Linked DNA regions of Homo sapiens: all the other regions are linked to region 2. The links are chromatin loops, found by intact Hi-C in ENCODE. Cell type or tissue: endothelial cell of umbilical vein. All regions are shown on one strand.

Region 1 (2,500 bases), 1.2 Mb after region 2:
CAGAAAACTGTGGCCTGCCCTGACGACATATGATACGCCATACTCTCAACATGCTATCAAGCAAAAAATATCATTAACATCTTACCATCTTCCAGCTCCAGACAAAGATTGTAGACGGCCACGGGCCTCTTGGTTCTCTGGCCTTGTCTCTTCGACTGCCTTGGTGGCGCATTTGGGGGTGATGCTGACAGGCAGGTGGGCTCAGGGAATGTAGTATCGGGCGGCGTCCGAAAAATCTTCCAACAAAGCATAAAGGACAGGAATTATTTACCATGAACAGAAACCTGTGTGTTACTCCAGTAAACCAGCACCACAACATTTGATTTGGAGTTCATTCAAGACAGGCTAGAGCCCAAAATCCATTCCTTCCAATGAAGGGAAGAGGTCATAGCCTTTTATTTTTTTAACAGAAGATTCCAAAATAAAATCTCTGATTAAATTTAAATCAAAACAACATCAGATTGTTATATATCAAATAATTCATTCCAAAACTAAACAAATAAAACTATCTTTAGCAGATATAGACAGTACCACAGCCCTTCATCTCCAAAGGAGGCAGCCAGGATAAAACAGTAAAAACAAGTATTCCATTAAATTTTATGGAAGGTTATATTTACACCAAAACGTTGGCCTCAATTTTTTCCAAACTACGTAAACAGAAACATATGACTGCAAATACTTTTTACACATTTAAAAATAGCCTATGCTTATGAAATTACCTTTCTAGCTTCCCATTTACATTTTTCATAAAATGTTTTCTGGATTTTATCAATTCATTTAATACCCTCTAACCCCTCTTTTATTTCCCCTTTCATTTATGAAACCTAGAATATTAGCACCTTGATCTATCTATAATGTCATTCACAGATCAGTAATAACAACATTAATTAAAATGTGCTGCTCCTTTGCTTAGCAAATTTCTTCTTTTGAGAAAAGCAATTTGTGCCACAAAGAAAGCATATCACACAGAGGTGACTGATAATAGACCCTCCATAGCTGTGAGACCCCAGTTCAGAGGCTTCCTTCCAGCAATGCTGCAGGCCCTTCATTCTTCAATAAAGTCATAAAGTAAAATACATTAGAGATATCAACCTAATAGAAGCTGCATCTCCAAAGGGCTGACGTTCCTCAGGTGGAAGCAGAAAACAGGAAGAAAGCCAGCCAGCTTTAAACAAAACATGAATATAAAACCCACAAATACCTAATGTATGTGGGGCTTAAATCCTAGAGGGCGGGTTGATGGATGCAGCAAACCACCATGGCACATGTATACCTATGTAACAAATCTGCACGTTCTGCACATCTATCCCAGAACCTGCACGTTCTGCACATGTATAATTTAAAAACAAAAAGCACTGTGAGAATGTCTCACTGTTTTATATTTTTTATATTAAAAGTGGTACACAACCTTCGATACAAGTGAGGGTATATCACTTACATATGTGTATTGCTGAACAACTAACAACAATGCTGGAGTTTTAATTGCACAGTCAAAAAGTTCGCACCTAAAAACTATTATATACCAATAAAAATAAGCTACTTCAAAGACAGCATTTGCTTTATAGTCCCATACTGCCCCCTCATGTGTAAATGAAATTTTTAAAAAATGATTTAAGTTACTGTAGACAAATATGTGCTAGTGAAAATTTAATTTATTGCTCCAACTGGTAACCTGCCAACACCATGTTTCCACAAAATCTGTGTTCCAATAGACCACTCTGGCCAATAGCAAACTACTTATCTGCCTAAAAAATCCTCTGCTGCCTGGACTATTATCCACAGCTGGATTTACTGTCATCTGTCATTGTTCAGATGTAAGAAGGTTGTGGGGTGGTGGGAACAGGAGAGCAGTTAAATTGAGAAGTCCGATAACAGTGAAGGAGAGAAGAAAAGCCAGGAAATATGACTCCACTGGAAAAATAAAAAAAATGGCACCTGTGACATTTAAAACAGCTCCCTGGCTTACCTACTAATATGTTTGATGTTTACAAATATGGCAGATGCCTCTAGGATGTCACCAGAATAGAAAACCAAACCATACACACAGCCAGTATATCCAAAGCATAAATTAGCAATGAAAAAGTTATATCCCAACAACTGGTGATGGACAGATGAAAACCTTCCAAACAGACCCTCTTACAGGATCATACTGACTGGAACAGCGCAAATGCTGAAAACTGCCCCACCTCTTTCCTCCAGTTTGAAGTGAGGGTGTTGGGGAAAGGGTGTGGGGGGTGAGGTGTGGAGGCAACCCCAAACTGCAGAGCCAGACTACCAAGCAAAATGAGACCCTGCAGAGGACTGATCTCAGTCCTTCCCAGCACCTCAGTCCAAATCTCAGGGCTGGGTCCAACCCGGGTTGGTCTCCAGAAGACTTAAGGCACTGTTTAGCTCACATCAGAATATCTGGGAATGAGTAACAGGCTTTGGAGTCTGTTTTGTTTTCTTTGGTTTACATCTTAAAGCTCCTCAGGTGATTCTTTTGTGTAGCCAAGACTAA
Region 2 (2,500 bases):
TTAGATGAATATGAGGTTAATAAGCCCCCTTTTTGGCCCTGGAGTGGCTTCAGGACTCATTGCCCAAGTCTAAGAATGTACAAAACTATATAGCAATGATCAAACTACTTACTGATATTTGGGATGATATTCATTGGCTTACGTAGGCATTTTTCACAAAGGCTTTACATTTCAATTGTCTTATACGAAGTGAAATATCACAGCCAAAAGATAAAAAACCTTCTAACAGAGTCTGAGAAATGTAGGCTTGTTCCTACAGATCATAATGAAGGTAAGACATACAGTAGACTGGTCTTCAATCTTTTAGAGCACTGGAACTTGGGACTGTCTAATGATGTGAAAGCAGGATGCTTAAATCTGTCCATGAGCCTCTGAAACATCACCATAATTAAGTTTCAAGGCTGCACTCCATAGATCACTGAAACAGATATTAGGGTTGAAAAGGTCTCATTGATATGAATGGCACAAGCCATCTAGATGCCCAAGCAGAGATGACAACTTAAATATCATCCTTTGATTAACCCTGAAAGGAATACATCTACCGGGAGGGAGTGAGAGGCCACCTGAAAAAAAGAAAGCTACTGAAAAGTAGGTGGTTCTTCTGATGAAAAGCAGGCTAACAAAGAATAAATTGCAAGACAGGGCAGGAGAATAAAACACAAAGACAAAGAGATGGTATTGCATATATGTAAATACAAGGCCTGAAGGAAAAACAAACAAGCAAAAGAAGTCGTATATTAAACTTTAGGATGCACAACTCTTGTCACCAAGGTCTGCTGAATCTTCTTTCAGACTCCTTTGGGGAAGCTTGCAACTACTACTTTACCAAAATAGCACCTAACTTAAAAAACTATTTCCAGCTACACCTAAAGCTTCAACCTAGCTTCAACTAAAACTGCTTCATCCCACGCTAAGCATGGAGAGACAGGATCGTTATAAAGGAAACATCTAGACTGGAAACAGAGAAAGTCTTTATTTGTGCTTCAGTAGTTGCTTGTTTTTTCTAATATAAGCTTTGCAAACTTGAGCAATTTCTTTAACCCACCTGAACCTCAGTTTCCATTTGTGAGAAAGGTGCAATATTCCTGCTCATCTTGTGCATTAGTGAATATGAATGGGGATTTGAAAACTGCAGTATTGTGCAAACTGAAAATTATTGCTATTAAGAATCAATTTGTTCATAAAGTAATTTTTACTGGGAAGATATTATATATATTAGGAATACCAATGAGAATAACTAACAAATAACTTGATCTTTGGCTTCAACCCATGTCTTTAAAGAGAGTCATTGTATTTATTTCTTTTGCATTGGGTTGACACCTCTAGGTATACGGCCTGAGAGTCTCTCTGGAACCCAGGGACCTTGTGTCTGCAATTTTTAGCACTTGCCACCAGATGGCACAGTGTAGCAAGTAAACACCAACTGACTGCTCCTCAGGTAGGGAAATTGTGCTCCTTCAGCACAGGGAAAAATGATTTATGGAGACATGCTCATGATGGTTATTTTCATGCTGTGCACACTATTTTTAAAAAGCAATAAAAGTAGAATTCTATTGAAACGAATGTGCAAACAACCCATATATCAGGCCATATTTGTTTTCTGTGTCTTATGCATTTTTTTTTGTGTGTTTTTTTTTAAAGGGGTGAATGATTCTATGGTTAGCTCAGTGCCCAGCTTCTCAAGTGTTTCTGCTTTGAGTAAAAGTACTTATGTAGTTCAAGATGATCTTGTGTGATCATAATTGAATTTATACTATGTAGAGTTTGCTGAGTTTTGCTGTCTTTTCAACCTTAGAGGTGCAAATATTTCCCCATATGCCTTGCTTAAATAAATCTATTTTATTTATTTATTTTATTTATTTATCTTGCTGTCTACATTGTATATAATTCAAAAGAAATTCAGATGTTACTCCAGAAGCCTTCAATACTGTTATAAATCTGTTTTGAACTCTCTTGAAGCGGCAAGAAAGTGGCACCAGCATGGGTGGAGAAGATTTTTTTAAACAAGAGCAGCCTTTCCAAACTCTTTTCTGTTTCCCTCAAAACTTTGATCCTCTCCTCTTTCCTCTTACATTCCATATCTACTTTTCTTCCCCGCCTGCCTTCCCCCAAATAGCACCTTTCTCTCTTAGGTCTTAGTTTTTTTTCTAGTCCTTTCCAAGGTAATTTTCATCAGCACTATTAAACCTGAGGTGAGTGGTACAGCATACGATTCTTCTTAGGATGATTTTTTTCCCCTTAATGTGGCAATCTAAGTGGTTGCAGGTAACAAGTGACTAGAACAATCCAAGTTGTTGGAAGTTATGGTCATGAAAAGTCAATTAAGTCTTAATGTCATCCAGAAGTCCACTTTTCCCACATTGCCAAATTCATCAATCCTGGTGTTTAGGAATCAGCTCCTTCTGAACCATGTGAGCAATAGAGGGTTCCCCTCTTCTGGGCTCTGTCACAGTGCCCTATGATACGTTGCTTTACATGGCTTAATATCCTTTAATATGTG
Region 3 (2,500 bases), 1.4 Mb after region 2:
GGTTTCAAAAGTTCCATCCCATATATGAGATGGTTTGGGATTTAATTCTGGCCTCTCAAAATGATAGAATTATAGAATCATAGTGCTAAGAAGCATCTAGTCTAAAAATCCACCTAGTGCTTTAAGTCCATGAACAGCATCCTAGTAAGCAGCTGCTCTTACTGATGATTGAAAGCTAGCCTTTAAAAATGAAGTATGGGCCAGGCGCAGTGGCTCACGCCTGTAATCCTAGCACTTTGGGAGGCCAAGGCGGGTGGATCACGAAGTCAGGAGATGGAGACCATCCTGGCCAACGTTGTGAAACCCTGTCTCTACTAAAATACAAAAAATTTAGCCAGGCGTGGTGGCACGCGCCTGTAGTCCCAGCTACTCGGGAGGCTGAGGCAGGTGAATAGGCTGAACCCAGGAGGCAGAGGTTGCAGTGAGCTGAGATCGCGCCACTGCACTCCAGCCTGGGTGACAGAGGCTCTGTCTCCAAAAAAAAAAAAATTAGCTGGGCGTGGTGGTGCGTGCCTGTAATCCCAGCTACTGGGGAGGGTGCGGCAGAAGAATGGCTTGAACCCAGGAGGCGGAAGTTGCAGTGAGATGAGATCGTGCCACTGCCCTCCAGCCTGGGTGACAGAGCAACACTGTCAAAAAATAAAATAAAATAACATTGGTATTGTCTGGCTTAACATTACTGTAATCAGTAAGGTCTAAAAAAATCTTAAGAACCAAGAGAATGGCTGGGCCTCGTGGCTCATGCCTGTAATCTCAGCAAAAAAAAAAAAAAAGTATGAAGAATAAGAAATCTAAGACTCAATAGGAGTGACTGTCCAAGTATGCCCCAGAACACTCTCTGAACCCCTTTTCCACTCTTACTAAGTCAGCAGTACCACCATCAGGGCTCACAGGACAATGCTGTATGTCAGAGGGACCTCTAGCATCTGGAACTTCACATGCCAATAAAAGTCCAACCATAACAAATTAAAGGTTAGGCCCAGCAGAAGTTGACAATTTCTTACTTTACTGAGTCAAGACACTTTTAAAAAAGCAATTAACATCTGTTATCACAGTAATTTCATGTACAAACAAACAAAGTTTCTACACCTAAAAATCAAAAAAGCCCAGGAGGGGAAAAATAACTCATGTAAAAGGAATGCTTTTAGCTAGCTTTAGGAAAAGCTAATTACATTATTTGGGACAGGGGTAATAGATGAAAAGGGTTACCAGACCACTATCAATTTTATCTCAGACCATCATCAGTCCAAAGACCTGAATTTGGGAAACATTGCTTTGTGTTTTAAAGAACCAGCATTTGTACTGTGTTCTATGGTTGACAAAAAAAATATTGCACAGATATTTTATTTAACTCTAAGAAAAAAAAAACTGCCCAGAGAGGATGATACTGTCTATTTAATCCAAAAAAAATTTAAGCTTAGCCCAAATGCCTGGAAAATGACAAAGCCAAACCTTAAATCAGAATCTCTGGCCCCAAATATCAAGGTCTTTCCACTACTTAAGCCACCATTCCCTTCTGACAACCAACAGGGCCTATTCAACCAGCTCTGGGCATACACACTAATGATGCTCTTTCACGCCTGTTCAAGCGCCAAGCAATTTACGGGAGACATTACCAACACAGACTCCAGGTTCAGAATGACAACTCCAGCATTTAGTAGTTGTATGACCTAGGGAACATTATTTACCTCTCAGTGCCTCCATTTTCATTTATAAATGGGCAACAGTAATAGTACCTTATACTTCATAGGGCTGTTTTATGGATAAATGAGACAAGTTGTATACGAATTTAGCACAGTGCTGGGTATACAGTAAATGAGGAAAGAATTTTACCACTACTGTTATGTTGTTTCAGTCCAATTTCTCTCAAAGGCAACAGTGATGAATCTAAAAATTAAAGTTTCCTGTGATTTTCACTTGGGCATATAATACAAATAATTCTAACATTCTCAAGACTATCGAGGTGGTTTTTTGTTTTGTTTTGTTTTTTTCCTTTTTTTGAGACAGAGTCTTGCTTTGTCACCCAGGCTGGAGTGCAGTGGCGCGATCTTGGCTCACTGCAAGCTCCGCCTCCCAGGTTCACGCCATTCTCCTGCCTCAGCCTCCCGAGTAGCTGGGACTACAGGTGCCCGCCACTACGCCCTGCTGATTTTTTGTATTTTTTAGTAGAGACAGGGTTTCACTGTATTAGCCAGGATGGTCTCGATCTCCTGACCTCGTGATCTGCCCACCTCGGCCTCCCAGAGTGCTGGGATTACAAGTGTGAGCCACCGCGCCCAGCCCTATCTTGAGTTTTAATTTATTTCTTTCAAATTCAATTTTAAAAACTGAGATTAAGAAGATAATGTATGAGAAAAATGGAGACTTCTGCCATATCATACAACTGCTCACAAAAGGTGAAGGCTGCGAGATTCCAGATTAAATAAGGGCAAATGGAAAAGGCACAACCATCCTGCTGCCTGCATAGAACATTAACTTCTATTCAAAGCACAGATACCCT

Evidence for each region. Peaks named below come from ENCODE experiments on the same cell type or tissue, not always from the same donor. Only the 100,000 strongest peaks of a DNase experiment are listed, where the experiment ranks them.
Region 1: a loop joins it to region 2, with 11 times the contacts of the local background. A loop is called at or near these places in 5 of 110 quality-filtered maps.
Region 3: it touches region 2 in a loop (14-fold over the local background); 2 of 110 quality-filtered maps call a loop at or near these places.

Annotation. Positions count from the first base shown.
Region 1 is chr4:148,020,999-148,023,498 of GRCh38, reverse strand. ARHGAP10 (Rho GTPase activating protein 10) reads right to left here. Exons shown (of 23, transcript NM_024605.4): 19 at 86-236. Among named protein-coding and RNA genes, the nearest start is that of MIR4799, 240 kb to the right of the region's middle. In endothelial cell of umbilical vein, no CTCF peak of the experiment used is centred here; no DNase peak of the experiment used is centred here.
Region 2 is chr4:149,263,256-149,265,755 of GRCh38, reverse strand. The region is part of intron 12 of LINC02355 (long intergenic non-protein coding RNA 2355); the gene reads right to left. LOC107986320 (a long non-coding RNA gene) reads left to right here and starts at 1,331. Exons shown (of 4, transcript XR_001741885.1): 1 at 1,331-1,438. In endothelial cell of umbilical vein, a CTCF peak has its summit at 1,377 (motif pointing right); a DNase peak (open chromatin) is centred at 1,405.
Region 3 is chr4:147,876,093-147,878,592 of GRCh38, reverse strand. All of the region lies in intron 8 of ARHGAP10 (Rho GTPase activating protein 10), which reads right to left. Among named protein-coding and RNA genes, the nearest start is that of MIR4799, 95 kb to the right of the region's middle. In endothelial cell of umbilical vein, no CTCF peak of the experiment used is centred here; no DNase peak of the experiment used is centred here.